Regions from separate parts of the Homo sapiens genome. Here region 1 is linked to region 2. Evidence: chromatin loops called from intact Hi-C (ENCODE). Cell type or tissue: endothelial cell of umbilical vein. All regions are shown on one strand. Links, peaks and the distances in the headings refer to the core of each region. The heading gives the core; the rest is flanking DNA. Region 1 has its middle 200 kb from the start of HAO1. Region 2 has its middle 260 kb from the start of MIR8062.

Region 1 (10,413 bases), core at 3,614-8,613, 110 kb before region 2:
TGATTTCATTGTTATAGTTTTCTAATGGTAATTATTTGTGGGTATTAGAGAGACCAAATGGATCATTTTCTTAAATGAATGGGTAGCTTAACTCCTCTACATTAAAATGTATAAGTCTATCAGAATTTGAAGTGCAAGAAGAATTCAAATAGAGCTTCTACCTACACTAAATGACATCAAAAGCAGAAATAGAGTTTCAAAAAAATCTGGAAGTATCAAAAGTAATTATTGGCAGCCTGTGATTTATTAACAGCCACATTCAAATCAATCTTGTTTGTAACAAACTTTGTCACATTGAAATGAAGTTAAGGTGGCCAATGTCCAACACATGCCCTTTGTTGGCTGGAGGTTGGTAAAGAGACTGGAGACAATTTGCTCAGGCAGGAGAATCCATAAACTCTCCTCACTGGGCCTTGCCTTGGAGATCAGCATTCAGGAAAGGGGGTTATACACTGGATTCCTTCTTATATGACCTAGTAGTTTGATAGTGAATTAAAAAATCAGTTATAACAGATGGACTCACACAGATGCAAATATATATACATACTGTGTGCATTTTGAATTGTATAATATGGAAATATTCAAACATATCTCAAGGTAGAGAGAGCAACATGGATTCCACAATTATAGGTATTTCACCATTCTCATTTCATCCATCTACACATAAATGCATTCACATGCACACTTTTCCTTCTGCCTGTAATATTTTAAAGCATGTCTCAAATATCTTATCATTTTATGTATAATCTTTTATATTTCTGTATCTGCATGTGTCTTTAACAGAAAATTAAAATTAAAAACAAAAAGCACAGCCAGAATATCTTTTTCACACCTAGAAATTAATGATAATTCTTTGAGATCTTTTAATGCCTAGTCCATGTTTAAATTTTCTCAATTGTGTCAGAGATGTCACTTTACATTTAGTTTGCTAAATTAAGATTTAAATAAGGTCTTTATATTGTGTTTAGATTCACTGCTTATTAAATTTTTTTAATGTATGCAGCTCCCGTACGTTTTAATGTCATTCATTTGTTAAATCAACTGTGTAGTTTTTCCTGTAAAATTTCCAGTGTTCTGGACTTCGCTGATTGTTTCTCTAAGATGTTGTTTAACATGCTGTCATTTCCAAACTGCTGGTTCTAGAATGGTGTGTCCAATGGAACTTTTTTTGAAAATGGAAACACTCCATATCTACTCTAAGATGGTAGCCACTGAGCCACATGTAGCTATTGAGCATGTGGAATATGGCTAGTTAGACTGAGGAACTAAAATTTTTATTTAATTTAAATTTAATTGCCACGTTTCTAGTGTTTGTAGCATACATCCATCATTGCCAAGATCTGTTGTTTCATTAGGTGTTGCAAAAGGCTTATCATACACATTTTATTTTAACTTAAAAAAATTCTAATAAATACTGATTTGTCAGTTTATCATGGTAGGGCCTAAGTGCTTTCTCTGAAGATAGATTTTCCTGTTAGCATTCCACATCATCGTTTAGCACAAACCACATTTGAAATGTGGGATCCATGATTAACATTTGCAGTTTGATTGAAGAGAAATGAGCCCTTAAAAATACTTGGAGAGTAATCTTTCTGCACAGCACTTTTAGATTTTTATAACATTTCCCACCAGCCTCATCTTCAACAATATTTTTAATATCTTGATTTAATTGCATCATTCCCATTCATTTTAATTTTTAATTAATTATTTATTTAAGTGGACTATTCATGGGGCACATATTGATATTTCCATATGTATAATGTATAGTGATCAGATCAGGGTAATTAGCATGCCATGATTCCTTTTCAGTTGGATATAACATTGAATTCAGTTACCCGATCACAGCATAAGAACTGACCTAGTTGAATTTGGGAACAAACAACACAGATTCTTGGTAAGCAAATAACCAGACAGGTAAGAACAGAAGTTCATGGACATTATAGTGTGGCTTAGAAAGCACATGTGTTCATCAGTCAATGTGCTTTATAGAGGAAGAATAGAGCATGAGTTATCCTGATCATTGGTGAATTAGAGGTGGGTTGTGAAAGTTTCTCTTGAATGGGGCATCATTTCCAGCTCCTTAGGTGACAGGCCATTGTTTACTTCTGTCCTGGTGCACGATCTTGGCTGCTTTGGATTTGATTAGCAATGTAAAGAATACAAGTGACTTGTGGGTCTATAACTAAATAAAAATACAATTTCTTGGTAACACTTGGCTGTGACCCACTCTGGAACCAAGAAATTCTCCAAGCTCTACTCCACGCCAGCTTCCCAGTCAGGGATTACATGCTCTGGATAATGTTCTAGGTCAAGAATCTGTGCAAGAAAATATCTTTGCTTGCTCAGATCTTGTTATGTCTCACCGCCTTAGCTACCTATCTGCTAGATACATACAATCTCGGGAGTAAGTGGCATTGTCCTTGTCTGTTTGTACAATTTAGAACATGTATAAAGTGATTGACAAGAGTAGTTGCATTTTCTGTTGAAGATGCACCAAAAAACCCTTTCTTTCAAAGAAAAATTTTAAATTTCATTGTCTCCTCCAGTGATTTTCCTCTTCTCTAATCTGTAAGTCATTAAAACCCTGTGCCTCTTCTGGCCACACCTTCCCATTTCTGGAAACTCAAAATATAGTTTTCCTTGAAACAATATTATGAAAGGAAGATGCAGTGAAAAAATTATAATTAAGAGCATGATATGGTTGGGCTTTGTTTCCCTACCCAAATCTCATCTTGAATTATAATCCGTATAATCCCCAGGTGTCAAGGGAGAGACCAGATGGAGGTATTTGGATCATAGAGGTTTCCCCTATGTTATTCTCATGATAGTGAGTGAGTTCTCATGAGATTGGATGGTATTATAAGTGTTTGGTAGTTCCTCCATTCATTCTTCCTGCCACCTTATGAAGAAGGTGCCTTGCTTCCCCTTTGCCTTCCATCATGGTTGTAAGTTTCCTGAGGCTTCCCTAGCCATATTGAACCGTGAGTCAACGTAAACTCTTTCCTTTTTAAGTTACCTAGTCCCAGATAGTTCTTTATAGCAGTGTGAAAATGGACTAATATAGAGCATATTCTGTATCAAGAAGCTTTCATTATAACAAATATAGAAGCATTTATGACATAATATTTATGTCATGTATTTTTTTTTATTATACTTTAAGTTTTAGGGTACATGTGCACATTGTGCAGGTTAGTTACATATGTATACATGTGCCATGCTGGTGCGCTGCACCCACTAACGTGTCATCTAGCATTAGGTATATCTCCCAGTGCTATCCCTCCCCCCTCCCCCGACCCCACCACAGTCCCCAGAGTGTGATATTCCCCTTCCTGTGTCCATGTGATCTCATTGTTCAATTCCCACCTATGCGTGAGAATATGCGGTGTTTTTTTAAGGGACATAGTATATTTTATTATGTGCATTACTCATTTAAATTTTGTTTCTGTAAATTTACTGCTTTGGGTCTTGGTACACTCTCCAGAATAGTTTGAATGCTTTTTCTTTTTAGTAAAAACTTCATTAACTGCATGTACCTAGGTTTTCCAGCTTGTTTCTTTTCAATTTGGTTTACATGTTTTTAACCTAGAGAATTTGTAACATTTTTATAGCAAAATCTATCAATGTTTTCCTTAATAATGTATTTCATCACTTTTACATGTAAAAGTAAAGATTGGTCTCCTCTTGAAATCCAGTAAATGTTTATTGTTCTGTTCTGTTTTGTTTTTTTGAGACAGGGTCTCCTTCTGTCTTCCAGATAGGAGTGCAATGGCATATCATAAGTCAGTGAAGCCTCCAACTTCCAGGCTCAAGCAATCCTCCTGCCTCAGGCCCCTGAGCAGCTGGGACTACAGGCATGCACCATGATGCTCAGCTATTAATTAACTAATTAATTTATTTGTTTATTTTAGTAGAGATGAAGTCTCACTATGTTGTCCAAGCTGGTCTCAAACCCCTGAGCTTAAGATCAACCCACCTCAGCCTTCCAAAGTGTTGGGATTAGACGGATGATCCACAACTCCAGGCTTTTTGCTCATTTGCTTTATTCTTTCTCCAAATGTAAGGCCAGTTGTCCTTTTGTGATTTACTACATAAACCATCCTTTGTTTACTATCTTTCATGCCATTTCTGTCCAATATTAAGCTACCAGTGTTTGTTTCAGGACCAGGATTCTCGTATTTTCCACTGGCCTATTTATCTTTCTTTGTGACTGCATACCTCATCTCTTTAATATCCTTGTTTACTGGATCCAAGTGTTGAAACCACCTGGATAAAGTTTATAAAATTAATCAGGGAAGAAGAGAAGGAAGAAACAAAAATAAACCAAGCTTGCACCATGTCCAGCATTCATCATTAGGTCAGCCTGCTCTCTGACCTGCATCCTTGGAGTTGTTTGGTGCTGACTGTCCTGGAATCACATGGACCCTGGATTATAGTTCCCCGTAACTGGTCTATAGATAACAACCTGAACATTATGAGACATTAAGTTTTCTCTTTGAGATATTCCTTCAGGTCCTGATGAAACTACTGACTCAGCTGGTCTGAAGGACCCCACTGATGCCAGTTGGGCTGAAGAACCTTGTGAGAAGCTGACTCACCAAAGAATGCAGTTTCCACATTCTGATGATTTCATCCTGTTTGCCCTGGCCAATCAATGATCCCAATTTTTCAGCCTCTCATCTTCCACAATCTCCTTGAAAATGCCAGCTCAGAACTCCCTGGGGAGATGGATTTGATGTTATCCTTCCACCTCTTCACTTGGCACCCTACAATAATTAAATTCTTTCTCTGCTGCATCCCTGCTGCCTCAGTGTAATTGGTCTGTTACTGTGCAGTGGGCATATAAACATGTTGGCCCTATAACAAATTTTGTTATAAGAGCTATTCAAGAGCCCCTTGTGGACATTTGGCTCAGTGCCCCCTTTCCACTGGGATGGACCCAGAGACAAGCCAAGTGGCCACTCAGTTCCACCGAACTAGCGGCTATCTCTGATGTCTTGCCTATTGACAGATCTTGTGACCTCCTTGGAGTTCTTGTGGCCTCTCAGAAGGTCTTGTTGCTTCCTTGGAAGTCTTATGGCCTCCTTGAAGGTTTTGTGGCCTTCTTAGAGGTCTTCTTGCCTCTTTCAAGGTCTTGCCAAACCTCCCTAGAAATAAGAAGGACCTTGTTTGAGGGGATTTCTATTCACTTGGAAAGAGAATAAAGGGCATTACTTGGGTGAAATTTCTGAAATTTAGAACTTGATTTTGGAAGGCCTTGTTATTTATCTTTGTCTTATTATGCATACTTACGGCCATGGAGGAAATCCCCTGAAGGAATTACTAGCAGAAGCTCAGCAGGCCTAATTCAGGGAACTATCTTTTTTTGTATGGCTAGTAACATTTGGTGAGCCCTGAAGGAATTGCTACTGGAAGCTCCACTAGCCTAACTCAGAGTGACCATCTGCTCTTCCATCCTTCCTGGGGACCACCTACTGAACTTCCAGTGGAGCTCATTCCTCCCCGCCTTGAGTGCATCAGTGGTGCTAGAGACCAACAGGAACAAGTGTCAGCCTCACCACGTCAAACTTCGGCAGTGAGCAGAGTGACTAGTGCCTGTGTTTTGGTGTGTGCGCATCTTGGCTGGAATGGGAAATGTTGATTTGGTTCTCTGAAGCAGTCTTTTGGGCTGCAACCTGCAAAATTCAGAAGGTTTTGTCTATAAGTGCATGAAACAAACAAACAAAAAGTTGATTTTCTTTTGTAATACTGCCTGGCCACAATACATGCTGGATTCAGGTAAGCAGTGGTCATTAAAAGGCTCCCTCGATTACAGTACTATCCTGCAGTTTACTGCAAGAGGAAAGAGAAATGGGAAGAGATCCCTTATGTATAATATTTTATTCTGCTTTGGCAAAATAAACCAATGGAAAAGAAATGCAAAATCATTGTTCAGCAAAGGAAAATACCTGTTTGGCTGACTGACAAGAAAAAAGATAATGATACGTTGGTGGTTCAACTAAATAAGCATACTGTTCTCACAGCGTCATCACCTTATGTGGAAGCTGCAGCTGCTCTGCTGGCCCCTAAGCTGGAGTCCTCACCCTACAGAGTTCAGGAGTTAGGAGCAACAAAAGTGGTCTTTCCCTCTCATTCCTGACAGGGAACTCAATTCAATCAGGATGCCATTTTGGCTCTGGGAGGACAATTCCCCTTACAGCTACTCATAAAAGAGTTTGATGCTGCTTACAGGCCAACCTATGGGATTTGTTTGGGTCCACTCTCCATTTTCTACCTCTGACTTGTTTAATTGGAAAAACAACATGCCCACCTGTCAGCAAGATGCAAAGTGGATAGAGAATCTGTTCTCCTCAATATTTGGTACTCATATCCCCACATGGACAAATGTCTAAAATTTTTTAAACATATTTTTAACCTTAGAGAATCAGAGAATGGGTTTAGATAAAGCTCAGGAGGAAACTTATTGACTGCATGCTGACTCACCCGGCAATCTGGTAAGAACAGCTGCCTAAGTTGCAGTGCCCGCCCTTTATCCAGGATTGAATGTAAACACTGCAGATAGACCTAAGCTGGAACATGATTGGGATTGCATTTTGGCTGGTCTGTGGAAGGGGGTGCCCAACCAAAGAAACCTCAGTAAGGACCAGGAATTTAGAGAGCAACCTAATGACAGTTTCTCAGAGTTCTTACAGTGGGGTTTTGAAGAGTTTGGACAATACATGGATATTGATCCAGAAGCCCCAGACAATTTAAAAATGGCATACATGAGGTTTGTTAGTCAAAGTGCCACAAATTCTTGGAAAAAGCTGAAAAAGGTGGACAGGCTTTTATGAATGTCTTTGTCTTAGTTGGTGGATATTGCTTTCAATGTATTTACTGATCCAGGTGAAGAAATGGAAATAAAAACGAAAAATGTACAAACAGCTGACTTGTTGGCTGAGGCTTTGACTCAAGGAGTCCCTAGACCATGATAGGGACCCCTGCAAGCACATCATCTAAGGTAGGACCACCTTGGCCCCAAACTATCAATAAAAATGGTTGTCTTACTGCAGGTCCCAAACAGTGTGCCTATTCAAAACGGAAAGATGACTGGAAAAAAGATTACTCATGCCTCAAAAGCCCAGTGCTGGGAAAAGTTAGCCTTCAGTTCACCTAATTCCCCAGATGTCTAAAGGGCTTGAAGCAGATCAGGAAGAATGGGGCTGAGGTCTTTCTCCTGACCCAAACCATACCTTCTGTATTTCCCATATGGAGCCTTGGGTAGCAATGACAATAGGAAATGAGTTTTTGAAGTATTATGTAGATGCCGGTACTGCTTATTCAGTATTGAACACTCAGTTGTCTAAATTTTCTTTTGAGTTTATAAAAGTGGCTGGGGTCTTTGGAAAGATACTGCCAAGATTACTTCTCCGAACTTTGTGCTTTCAACTAGGACAAACTCATTTAAAAGCTGGTTTCCTATACATGCCTGAATGTCCTATTTGTTTGTTGGGACAAGACTTCCTGGCCAAATTAAATGCTTAAGTTACCTTTTCTCTGCATTGGATGAACATTCAGGGGCCCCCAGAAAAAGCCTGTGTTCTTCAGGTTGCCTTCTTGCAAAGAGAAGTTATTGAAAATGCCCCCACACAGGAAGAGGTATAAGACAGGGGTCCCCAACCTCTGGGCCATGGACCAGTACCAGTCCATGGCCTGTTAGGAACCAGGCCACACAGCAAGATGTGAGCATTACCACCTGAGCTCTGCCTCCTGTCAGAACAGTGGCAGCATTAGATTCACACAGGAGTGCAAACTCTATTGTGAACTGTGCATGCAAGGAATCGAGGTTGTGTGCTCCTTATGAGAATCTAACCAATGCCTGATGATCTGAGGTGGAACAATTTCATCCCAAAACCATCACCACCACCCCCATTCCCCACCACTATCTGTGGAAAAATTGTCTTCCATGAAACCAGTCCCTGGTGCCAAAAATGTTGGGGACACTGCTTTAAGAGGTGAGTCCAGAAACTTGGGCAGATGAGGCCAGGGAAAGTGAAAACCACACTCCCAGTGTGAGTCAAGGTTATGCTAGAGTAACAGTGAAAAACCTAAAACAGTACACTAAGGGAGAACAGGCACAGTGGGGCATTTAGCCTTTATTGTTTGCCTTCTTACAATATGAGCGCATTAGACCCTGTCAGATCCTGTGCAATATGCCTATTCTGCCACTATAGAAGCCTGGACTTAAATAATATACATTTATACAGGATTTGAGGGCCAATAAGCAGATTATGGAAGACATCCATCCAGCGGTCCCCAATCCTTACACACTACTCATGACATTGCCTGGTAAGTTTGGCTGGTTTTCAGCCTTAGAGCTAAAAGATGTCTTTTTCTGTATTCCCCTGAATCCAGAGTCCCAATAACTGCTTGCCTTGGAATAACAATACCATGTTCTAAAGCCTAACAGCTGTTTTATTGGACAGTGCTTCACCAAGGTTTCGAAAACTCTCCAACTATCTTTGGGGAAATACTTGCCAAGGACCTGTGAGACCTCCAATTAAAAGATGAGACTTTGTTACAGTATGTTGATGACATAGTAATAGCCTGCACTACTAAGACAGACTCTGACCAGAACACTATATTGACTTTAAATTTCCTGGCAGAAGAGGGATACAAGGCCTTTGTGTTAGGCTGCTTTGCATTGCTATAAAGGAATACTTGAGACTGGGTAATTTATAAAGAAGGGAAGTTTTACCTTGTCCCATGGTTCTGCAGTCTGTACATGAAGCATAGAGCTGGCATCTGCTTCTGGTGAGGGCTTCAGAAAGCTTATATTCATGGCAGAAGGTGACAGGGGAAGCTGCTGTATTACATGGTGAGAGATGTCCCTTTCATTTACACGTCCTTGCATTTTCAGAATATCTTCCTTTACTCTTAAAGCTTTAATCACCCTTTTGTTCCTATTTCCATTACTGCAATGTTTAGAATAGCACAATAATACTGTAAACAAACTGTCTCAGAATACTGCTACTGGAGAAAACCTGTCAAATTGTTGGATCTGTCAGAAATTCCCAAAGATCATTCAAGATACACATTTTTCATTAGTGACTTCTTAGATCACAGACTTCTTAGATGTCCACAATCACACTGTGGTTCATTGTCTGTGAATAACGGAGAGTTTTGCTTCTTCTTCTTCAATCCTTTTATCTTTCATTTTTCTCTCTCTCTCTCTTTTCTGCTTGCCTGGGATCTTCAGACAAGATTTGATAGTAATGATGATAGCACATGTCTTTATCTTGTTTATATTTTCAATTGGATGGTTTTAGTGTTTTATCATTACCTGTGATCAGGTTTATGGTTTACCAGGCTATGGAACTTATCTGTTAAAAGACTTTTTTGTTTTTTAATAAAGACTGGTGCTATGCTTTGAATGTGTCTTTTCCAGATGTCATGTTGAAACTTATTCCCCATTGTAGTGGTACTAAGAGGTGGCACCTGTAGGGAAGTGACTAAGATATGAAGGTGCTCTGCCCTCATCAATGAATTAGTGTCTTATAAAAGGGCTAGAGGGAACTGGGTGAGGTCATTTTATGCCCTTCCTTCCCTTCTTCCAAGTGAGGATATAGCCTTCAAAGTGACATCTTTGAAACAGAGACTGGGCCCTCAGTGCACAGAACCTCTTGACACCTTAATCTTGGACTTTCCATCCTCCAGAACTGTGACAAATAAATTTCCATTCTTTATAAATTACAAATGATGAGGTATTTTGTATAGTAGTGCAAACAAACTAAGACAATTGGGTATTGGATTTTATTAAATGCATTCTGTGAATCTATTGAGATCACAATTTTATCTTAATTTGTGAATAATATTAAATATGCTAGTGTGAAAGTGGTAAAATAGATGAAAATTTTATTTAATTTTAAATAGTTAAATAATTAGATTAATAATTATCCAATATTTAATTTGAATAATACAATTAATGTAATTTAATATACTTTTTGCTAATAAAATATTATAATTTTGCACTTGTGCTCATAAGTGTAAATTGAGTTGTATTTTTTCCTCATATATTTAATTTCTGGTTTGAGCATTAAAACCTCATAAAACAAATTGTGTGTATTCTTTCATTTTCTGTTTTCTAAAACAGGTGAGTTTAAATTTGTTTGTAAACTCTCTGGGTCTGGTGTTTATTTTTGTGGTTTGTTTTAAACAACTGATTTGCTTGCTCTAATGGTTATAGGTCTATTTAGATTTCCATTTTTTTCCCCAGGGCAACCGCTGTCATGAAGGATTTTTTAAAATTCAATTTTGGTAAGTCTTATTTTTGCATTAACTTTGTTTTTATTTGCCTGCATTTTCAATATTATTGGCATACAAATAATGAATGAATAACTGAGAAAGGAAAAATATAAGGGACACAATTTGGAAAAC
Region 2 (10,413 bases), core at 3,284-8,283:
AAAAAAAAAAGAAGGAAAAAAATCAATAAAACAAAAGGCTGTTTGTTTTTTAAAAAACTATAAAATTGGTAAACTTCAGCAACAGTGACAAAAGTAAAAAGAGGGAACACATAAACCACCAAAATTAAAAATAAAACGGAGGATGCCACTACAGATCCTGCAGCTAGCAGCAGGATATTACGGCCTTCACACTCAAAGTCAACAGCGTGGAATAAACAGACAAACTTCTCAAAAACCACAAACTACTAAAGCCTAATTAAGAAGAAATGGATAATGGGAATGGTTCCATAATGATTCAAGAAATAAATTTGTAGTTTAAAAGGTTCTGAATAAAATTTCTTGGCCTAGATCATTTCACTGGAGAACTAGACCAAACACTTAAAGAAGAATTCATCTACCAAGTGTATACAATCTCTTCCAGAAAACTGAATATACTCCACCTGATTTTATGAAGCCAATATTACTTGAACATGAAAACAAGAAAAAAATGATCAAATGAAAAAAAGAAAACTACAGACAAATATCTCTCAATGAATTTAAACAAAAATTCTCAGTCGAATTAATATTTGATTCTACAGGGCAGTTCTACAGGGCAAGGTTGCATGCCTACATTCTCAACTTCTTGGGAGGCTGAGGCAGGGGAATTGCTTGAGCCAAGGATTTCTAAGATGTAGTGTGCCATGCCAGTCAGATGTCCACACTGTTTTTCATCAGTATGGTGACCTCCCATGAGCAGGAGACCACCAGGTTGCTCGAAGAGAGGTGAACCATCCCGGGTCAGAAATGAAGCAGGTCAAAACTCTCATGCTGGTCCATAGTGGGATCACACCTGTGAATAGTCACTGCCTTCCAGCCTGGACAACATAACCTGTGTCAAAAAAAAAAAAAAAAATGTAAAGAAAATCTAATCTAACAGTACATAAAAGACTTATAAATCATGACCAAGTGTGATTTATTATTTGAAATTCAATCATTGTATCCACCATATAACCACACTAAATGTGTTAAAGTCACATGATTATAACAACTGATGCAGAAGAAACATTTGAGTACACTTGAAATCTCATTTATGTTAAATACAAAAACTCTCAGTATATTAGGGAAAATGATCTTCTTCAACTTGATAAAGAACATCTATGAAACAAATGACAGTTAACAGGATATTACTGCTGACAGACTGAATGCTTTCCCCATAAGACTGGAACAGGTTACTACTCTTATGTAACACTGTACTGGAAGTTATAGCCCCAGCAAAATAAAATGAAGAAAAGAAATAAGTAACAAAGGAAGGCATTTAGATTGGATTGGACAGGAAGAAGTAAAATTTCCCCTATTTGCAAATCACGTAACTGAGAAAATCCCAAGAGATATATACCAAAAAATTCCAGAACTTTATAAATGAATTCAACAAGGTTACAAGATTCAAGATCAATAAACAAAAACATTAATAACATTTCTATATGTTAATAAAGAACATGAACATGTGGAAACCAAAACAAAAACCACAATACTATGTACAATTACATAAACATAACAAATCATTTGTAGACTCTATATACTGAAAATTATAAAATATTGATGACAGAAATAAAATATGACCTCATAAATGAGAGACATACCATGTTCACATATTTGAGGACTCAACAAAGTAAAGATGTCAATTATCTCCAAATTATTTATAGGCTTAATACAATTCCCCAAAAAATCCTACCAGGGTCTTTTGTTGTTGCTGGCATGTAAAACTTACTTTAAAACTTATATAGAAAGATGCTGGTCAAATCATAGCTAAACTTTCTTGAAAATAAAAACATATTCTGGGAGACACCACTCTATTAAATGTTAAATTCCACTACGTAGGTCGAGTGTGGTGGCTCAAGCCTGTAATCTCAGCATTTTGGGAGGCCAAGGCAGGAAGACCACTTGAGTCCAGGGGTTTGAGACAAGCCTGGGCAACACGGCGATACCCTGTCTCTAAAAAAACACAAAAATTAGCTGGTTGTGGTGGCACATGCCTGTAGTCCTAGCTACTTGAGAAGCTGAGGAGGGAGGATCACTTGAGCCCAGGAGGTCAAAGCTGCAGTGAGCTGAGATAGCGCCACTGCACTCCAGCCTGGATGACAGAGATAGACCATCTCAAAAAATAAATAAATGAATAAATAAATAAATAAATAAAAATCACTATATAGGTATAGTAATCAATACAATATGCTATTGGTAAAGAGATACACACATAGACAAGTAAAAGGAGATTCCAGAAATATAACCACATAAATATGACAGACTGATTTTTGACAGAGGAGGAAAAGAAATTCTTTGGAGAAAAGAGTTTTTTTCAATAAAATGTACTGTAGCAATTGAACACGCATAAGCATTTAAAAAAAAATCTCAATTTAAACCTCACACTTTATACAACAATCAAAAATAAACTAAAAGTGTGTTAAACACTTAAATTTAAAACCAAAAACTATAAATCTTCTGGGAAAAAACCCAGGAGAAAATCTTCAGATTTAGGACTGGGATAGAGTTCTTAGAATTGACATAAAAATAATGACTTATAAAAGGAAAAATTAATAAATTGGATCTCATCAAATTCAAGATTTTTCTTCTGTGAAAGACTGTCTTTGAAAAACTAGAGATGAAGAGAACATATTTGCAAATTACGTATTCAACAAAGGGCTACTATCTGGAATATATAATGAATGCTCAAAATCAGCCTCAAAAACAGAATATCTTGAACTGACATTTCACCAAAAAGAATATACAGATGTCAAATAAGCACATGAAAAGATGTGGAACATCATTAGCCATTAGAGAAATGCATACTGGAACCACAGTGAAGATATCACTACACACCTATTCTAATGAATAAAATGTTTAAAACAGTGATAATGCCAACAGATGGTAAGCATGTAGGGAAACTGAATCACTCTTATTGCCATCAGGAACATAAAATGGTATGGCTACTCTTGCAAAGGTCATGGCGGTTGCTTACAAAACTAAACATGCACTTACCATACAATCCAGCAATTGCATTCTTGGTCACTTATCTCAGAGAAATTAAAACTCATGTTGACACAAAGACCCGTATATAAATATTCATAGTAGTTTTATTTATAACAGCCCAAAATGAAAACAGCACACATATTTTTCAACTAATGAATGGCTGGGAAAATCTATGCAGCATACATAGCAGGGAATACTGCCCAAGAATAAAAATATCAAACTACTGATATACACAATGGTTTGGATGGATGACCAGTGAATTATATTGAATGAAAAAGCTAATCTCAAAATGTTACATACTGTATTATTCCATTGATACAACATTCTTGAAATTACAAAATTATGGAAGTGAAGAACACATTAGTGAGAGCCAGGCTTTAGAGACAGGAGGGTTTGACGAGAGGGAGGTGGATTTGATTCTCAATGGTTAATAAGAGAAATTCTTCTGGTAATGGGATTTTTTTTCTGTCTGTATTGCATCAATGTCAATATCTTGGTTGCGATAGTATATAGTTTTACAAGATGAGGAAAAGTGAGTAGTGTATAGGAGATCTTTCTTTCTTTCTTTCTTTTTCTTTCTTTCTTTCTTTCTTTTTCTTCCTTCCTTTCTTTCTTCCTTCCTCTCTCTCTCTCTTTTTTTTTTTTTTTTTTTTGCATCTTGTTCTGCCACCCAGGCTAGAGTGCAGTGGCGTGATCTTGGCTCACTGCAGCCTCTGCCCCACCAGGTTCAAGCGACCTTCATGCCTCAGCCTCCTGAGTAGCTGGGATTACAGGCATGCATCACCACGCCCAGCTAATTTTTGTATTTTTAGTAGAGACGAGGTTTCGTCATGATGACCAGGCTGGTCTCAAACTCCTGGTCTCAACCGATCCACCTGCCTCGGTCTCCCAAAGTGCTGGGATTAGAGGGTGAGCCACCGTGCCCGGCCAGATCTCTGGATTATTTCCTTTCTTTCTTCCTTTTTTTTTTTTTTTTTTTTTTTTTTTTTGTTCCAGAGACGGAGTTTCGCTGTTGTCGCCCAGGCTGGAGTGCAATGGCGCGATCTCAGCTCACTGCAACCTCCGCCTCTCGGGTTAAAGCAATTCTCCTGCCTCAGTCTCCCCAGTAACTGGGATTACAGGCACCCACCACCACAGCTGGCTAATTCTCTGTATTATTTCTTACAACTACATGTGAATCTAAAATTATCTCCAAGAAAAAAGTTAACTTAAAATAGTGAAATGCATAATTCTCATACAAATATATATTTAACTTGCATCAAATATTTTATACAATTCATTATAATGAAGGAACCAGTAAGATACTAGATGGATTCAAAGAAGAATTTGAAGAACACACACACACACACACGAGTCATACAGGCAGTTATGAATGACTAAGTTTTCTAATGAATATAAAATTGGTTACTCCCTTATAGGTCAATAACATGTAATTTTTGGTGTAATCTTTGTTACAGGACTAAAAATCAGAAATCAATTATATCCCAATGGGGAGAAACTTCATATGTTCAAGAATAATTTGCTTTCTTATTATTTTTCTGCAAGCTGTCTTCCACTCCTATATAATTGTGAAATATTAGGTTGGTGCAAAAGTAATTGCAGTTTGGGGGATTACTTTGCTGGCAAAAACTGCCATTACTTTTCCACCAACCTAATAGCTTGGTCCATAGATAGCTATAGTCAGAGTGTTCCCACAGAGTTTGCTAGTCAACACTCAGCATTGTGTGAAAAGTACACCCTATTACTTCTATTGCTTATTTTCAAATTTGGGGAAAATTTTCTTACACATGTATTGAGCACTTCTGGCATGCTGTCGGAGGAAGAGTCATAATAGTGAAATGACTTAATGGAAGCAAAAAAGATGATATTTCTTACAGATTCATGATTAAGTTTTCCTCAGTAGTTACCTCATTTCTTTGTTGATCTTAGATATCATGAAAGAGGACTATAAGAATTATCAAAAGAAGGACAGTGTACCTTTGCCATTTCCTATAAGAATGAGGAAATGGCAAAGTTTTACTATTGTCTCTTCATCTCACTGTTGTTTTGGTGATATCTTATTATAAAAGTCACAATACCAGTTTAGATGGTCTAGTGGGAGGCTGCAATATATTTTTTCCAAAGTAATAATAAAGAACATTCACTGTTTACTTTTTTAAGTGCTATTCTGAATGTTTCACATTTATTAACCCCCATGTTAGGTGCTACGATTAACCCCATTTTCAAATCAGGAAACCTAGACAGAAAGACACTAAATACTTTCCTAAGGTAATATGGCTTACGGGAGAGAATTTTAATCTAGGAAGTTCGAATCTATATTCTGCACTTACAAATGCTGTGCTACAGCTTCAAGTCCTCAAGAGACTGTGCCTCATTTATCTCTCCTACTCTTAGTAAAGTTTTCTTGAAATAGAAATCCACAAATTTGACCTGTGGTAGTTCCCCTGAAAATACTTTTACTAGGTTCATTCAGCCATAAGTATGTTACACTAGTATTTAGGAATCTTAATATGAAATGACAATTCGAATGAGTTAATACAGGACAGATTAAACAAAAATCCATAATTTGCACCTATATTATTATTTACCGTTTCTTTTAGATGGTGCATAATGTACTATATATACACATAGCAATGTAGCCACTACACTGGAGATTTTTCAGTAACATGCAAATTATGAATATAAAGTGGACTTGTTTGAAATGTGTTTCACAATGTCGAGTGAATAAAATGTAAACCAGAAAAAAAAATTAACTGCAAATTAAAGTCAAATGCTTTTGGCGCTTAATGAGTGTTAATCAGCAATGGTAGTAATTTCCGTACATTATTTCATGTCACAGAGCTTGTGCATGGAATATTGGCTTCTTGCCCTCATTGTCTTTGGAATGTGGAAACTATTAGAAATCATTGCTCGTGCAAGGAAAACCTACCATGATGTTTTAGGAATTTCAGGAGGCTATGAATAATATAGGTTGAGTAAGGAAATGAATAATCATGTGGCTCTTTATAGTTTTTGTTTTTCTGAGTTTGAAGTTACAGGCTTGGCATGTTATCATTCTCATAGCATTTTTTTGTGACTAAAAGCTGTTTACTTAGTAGTCACAGGCAGCTGGGGGATACTTCTAGTTGTTTTTTCTTGCTGAAAGGAAACATAGGAATGCTATAATATAGTGATCTCTTAATGATAGAGAAGTTCACCAAACACTTATCTGATGCACACATCTTTTGAAGTCCAGATTCAAAAAATCTGGAGAACATAGACTATCAATCAGAACTTTTTATTGCAGCTTACTTGGCTGGCAATGTCTTAATACCTGAAGTCACACAACTGAGGTCTACTGGAAATGAATTTCTACCCAACTTTGTCTGGCTGCAGACCTCTGCTTACCAGTGTCTTCCCTCATTACCAAAGTAAAGACTTTGTCATATGTGAAACAGCCCAAAAAGCAGGACTCAGACTTCTTCTCTATGGTAATTCTGAGCTCAGTCTTGGGAGCCTCCTGAGCTGAGACTGGGTTTTGCAATGTGACCTACCTTGACCTAGCAGGAGGCCAGGCCATAGCTGCTTCTGTCATTGCCACATAAACCCGTTCTACCTTCTTAGCCATAGTCCCAGTTACTTCTAGTAAATATCAAATGCAGGAAAACCAAAGCAGCAGAAATACAGGAGTAATTAAGTAAACATACGCCTTTAAAATACATTTTGAAAAATGTTATCTAAGATTTGAGAATTCTGAGTTCTCAACTTGGAGCAAAGCCCAAAGAAAGGAATCAAACCCTTGGCTTTATTATATCTTAATTCTTACTGCCTCAAGGTGACAAAAAGATGAATCGTAATGTAGTAGACTCTGTTAGTGTCTTGTCAAGATTCCATTTACCTTCCAGTGCACCCATCTCCCAGCTCTTCTGCGAGTTCACTGTTCATGGCTCACAGCTGCCTTCTCTTCTCAAAACTTCACCTTGGTCAGTGGGAGCCATGCTACCCAGCAATATCTGAGGAGTTATACTCTCATGGGAGACAATGCCTGATAGCCAAAGGGTGAATGATGAGAGGGCACCAAAAACTCTCCACTTGTAACAAACCCTGCAGGCTATTCACGTTTCAAAGTCCTCCAAGGAATCAGGCTGGGGCTAGACTTCATCTGGAACACCTATCTGGATAGCTGTTGCTTCTTTCCTTTATTCCTCTCTTTCCCTTATAGGTTTCTCCTGATAGAACATCTTTAGTAAATTATTTTCATAGGCTCATGCATGTGCTTGCACACACACACACACACACACAAATATGACAGCCTCTGCTTCTAGGGAACTTGACCAAAACAAATACTCTGGGAGCTATCAAGGAATAACAGTAGGCGGGGGATAAGTCTTCATGTAGAGGGAGAGAGATGAAAAAAGGAAAAGAAGTTGTATTTAACAAACAAAAGAATAAGTGAAGTTACTTCTTGTCCAGCTCACAGAATCCGGAATGCTCTTAATTTTTAAATAGATGTATTTAATTTTCTCCAATGAGAAGTTAAATGCCTTTGATAGCATATTGTCACTGGAAATATATATTTTAAAATTTGTGAGCTACAAAATAATTTATACAATTAGAAGCCTTTCAAAAGTAGGCATCATGGATACGCATGGTAGGAAGGAAGCTTAGCAGTTCCTTACAGGTAGGCCTCAAGACATTTCTAAGAATTGGGTGTCTTCTCTTTTTTATAAATTCTGAGATAAGAACATTTATAACAAATTCAGCAACTTATTTTGATAATGAGTCTCAAAGCCTGAAAATTATTCATTTTAACCTAATACAAGGTGCTTGCCATCCAGTTTAAATTTCCTTTCCCTCTTCTGCCCTGTGTAGACTTAAGGAATTGCTACATTGTATTGTTCCCTTTACTTTTACCAGAAGGGTTCTTCTTCCTTTACTTTTTGGGAAGAAATAAAATGAGGGTTCTTATTTCTCTAATGTAGGGGCAGGGCTCTCTTGAGCATCTCTGTGGTTACAAACTTGTAGATATTCTAGATAAAATATGCTCCTATAATATGTGAGCTTGAATGGCAGAAAATAAATAAGGATCTAGAAACAAAGAGGGAATTAAAGCTAAGATGGCAAAGCACAGGCTGATGAGTGGGTAACCTGGGACAGTTGTGAGTAACGGGGTAGCCAAATCAACAAGCCAAAATGAATTAAGCCTTTAATCACTTTCTGCTATGGTATAAACAAGAAGCCAAAAAAAGAGAAAGCACTGACTCCCCTGTTCCCTTTTGCTCCATGGGGCAGTGCACCGGTGAAGGGTCAGGTGGGTCTCCTGGGGCTCCTGGGGATCGTCTCACTGCAGTATTAGGGACCCTGAGGTTGCAGAGAGGGTGAGGAGGAACGGCTAGGGGTTGGAAAGTCCTGGGCACTGAGGCAGAGGGGGGATGTGTCTCCAGGCTTGCCCCCTCCTCTTCCCATAAGGAGGCCTTGGTGCCTGCAGAAGACCTCAGCTCAAGGCCTCTGATAAGGAGCCTAGGAATGAAGCCTCTGAGTCCTTGACTGAAGCTCCCTCACAGCCCCACACATGGGCCCTGCTCTGGGTCTGCTGTGGGGAGGGCAGCCTTCCTCTGGGGCAGCCAGGTAAAACCTGTGTCATTACCTATGTTTGGACCTGAAAAATCACACACAGTTCTTTTAACCAGAAGCCAGACTCCTCAAATCCCCTAAGGACATATAATTTGTTATTTTTTGTTCTGCACTTGTTAAAAGGCATAGCACTGGAGTTCACAGGATGCTAACAGCCTGGCATTAAGCTAGGACCCCAGACGAGCTTTCTCTTCAGTTTAAAAAAAAAAAAAAAGGAGTAAATTAACATACTAACATTAGCCATTAGTCCATAGAAGAGAAAAATAAAAGCATATTTTTGTCATTATAAACTTAGGGTCTTGCCCTGTTGCCCAGGCTGGAGTGCAGTGGTACAATCATTGCTCGCTGTAGCCTCAAACTCCTAAGAGCAAGAGATCCTCCTGCCTTAGCCTCCAGAGTAGCTGGGACTAGAGGCATGGATCTTGATATGGAACAAAATCTCTCATGAGGAATGCAGGGCCCAGGGCTTTCTATGTCCCTTTGTGTGTCTGGATTCCAATTTATATCATATATGTGATAGGAGAATATCCCAAAGCTACTCAGGGTCTGACAGTGAAAGACACAAATAACCTGATGGGTGCTTTGTAACAACCTATTCAGAGCACAGAGTACACGAGATTTCTACACAAAACACTAAATAACCAATATGAGGTGAAAGAGTTGATAATAAAAAAATTAACAAATGACACAAAGAAAGAATTTATTGCGAGGGATAGTCATGTGAATAGTTAGTCATATAACCAATACACGTTTAGACACGTAGTGGTAAAACTGCACACACAAGACCAAGAAAAACACAAGAATTCATAAAGAATCGGCAAATTTTCTGGGAAGGAATAACAATTAAACTGGCAGGAAGTTTTTCATCAAGACTAAGAGAGACCAAGAAACAGTGAAAAAACATGTTCCATGGATATTTGAAAATAGGCAGCAGAGAGGAAGAAACCACACTTATGATTTTTTAAGACCAACAAACAAAATCAATAGCGTTTCTGTGCACCAGTCCAAACCAGTTAGAAAGTATTATGCATTTTATAAAAATTCTGTTCACCACTGGAGCCAAAACCAGAAGGTATCAAGGATCAAAAAGCATAAAACCTGTGTATAAAGAAAATTATTAAACTTTATTGTAAGTCACTAAAGAAAACCTTACTATACTGAGGGAGATGCCATGTTTGTGGGTGGAAAGACTGGATGTAATTTCAATAGAATAATCTATAGATAAAACATATTTCCAATTAAAATCACAAGATGATTGAAATATTTTCTCACAGACCTTTACAAACGGATCCTAAAATTTTACAGAATAAAATAGGTTTTAAGACTTTTATAAATTTGAAAAAGAATAAAAGGAGTAACTATATCACCAGATAGGCACACCAGTGATATAGTTATCAGGACAGTGAGATACTGTTATGGTCAATAGACAAAGGTGGTGCTGTCATGCACATTACGTTAATGACAGAGTGGAGAGCTTAGAGACAGGCCCACATGTATATTATTTTCTCTGTACGAGAAGTGGTATTGCAAATCATTGTGGACAGAATCAACTAAAAATAATTACTAAATTATAATATTACTCCAAATGATATAAAAACATACATTTCAGATTCTAAATGTGAACAACAAAAAACTTTAAAACTTTTAGGAGACTCTGTAAGAAAATCCCTTGATGGACACAGAGCAAAGTTTAATGTCATCAACAAGACAAAATTCACGACCCATGAAGGAAGTGAATGATAAATTGACTACCCTAAAATGAATAAAATCTGTGGAAAAAAATAACACCATGAACAA

What was found. A loop is a pair of places that touch in the nucleus more often than their neighbours do. Peaks named below come from ENCODE experiments on the same cell type or tissue, not always from the same donor. Only the 100,000 strongest peaks of a DNase experiment are listed, where the experiment ranks them.
Region 1: it touches region 2 in a loop (6-fold over the local background); 1 of 110 quality-filtered maps calls a loop at or near these places.

Annotation. Positions count from the first base shown.
Region 1 is chr20:7,738,766-7,749,178 of GRCh38, reverse strand. No RefSeq gene overlaps it. Among named protein-coding and RNA genes, the nearest start is that of HAO1, 200 kb to the left of the region's middle. In endothelial cell of umbilical vein, for the core only: no CTCF peak of the experiment used is centred there; a DNase peak (open chromatin) is centred at 6,508.
Region 2 is chr20:7,624,026-7,634,438 of GRCh38, reverse strand. It overlaps the pseudogene RN7SL547P. Among named protein-coding and RNA genes, the nearest start is that of MIR8062, 260 kb to the right of the region's middle. In endothelial cell of umbilical vein, for the core only: no CTCF peak of the experiment used is centred there; a DNase peak (open chromatin) is centred at 5,918; H3K27ac peaks cover 2,740 bases.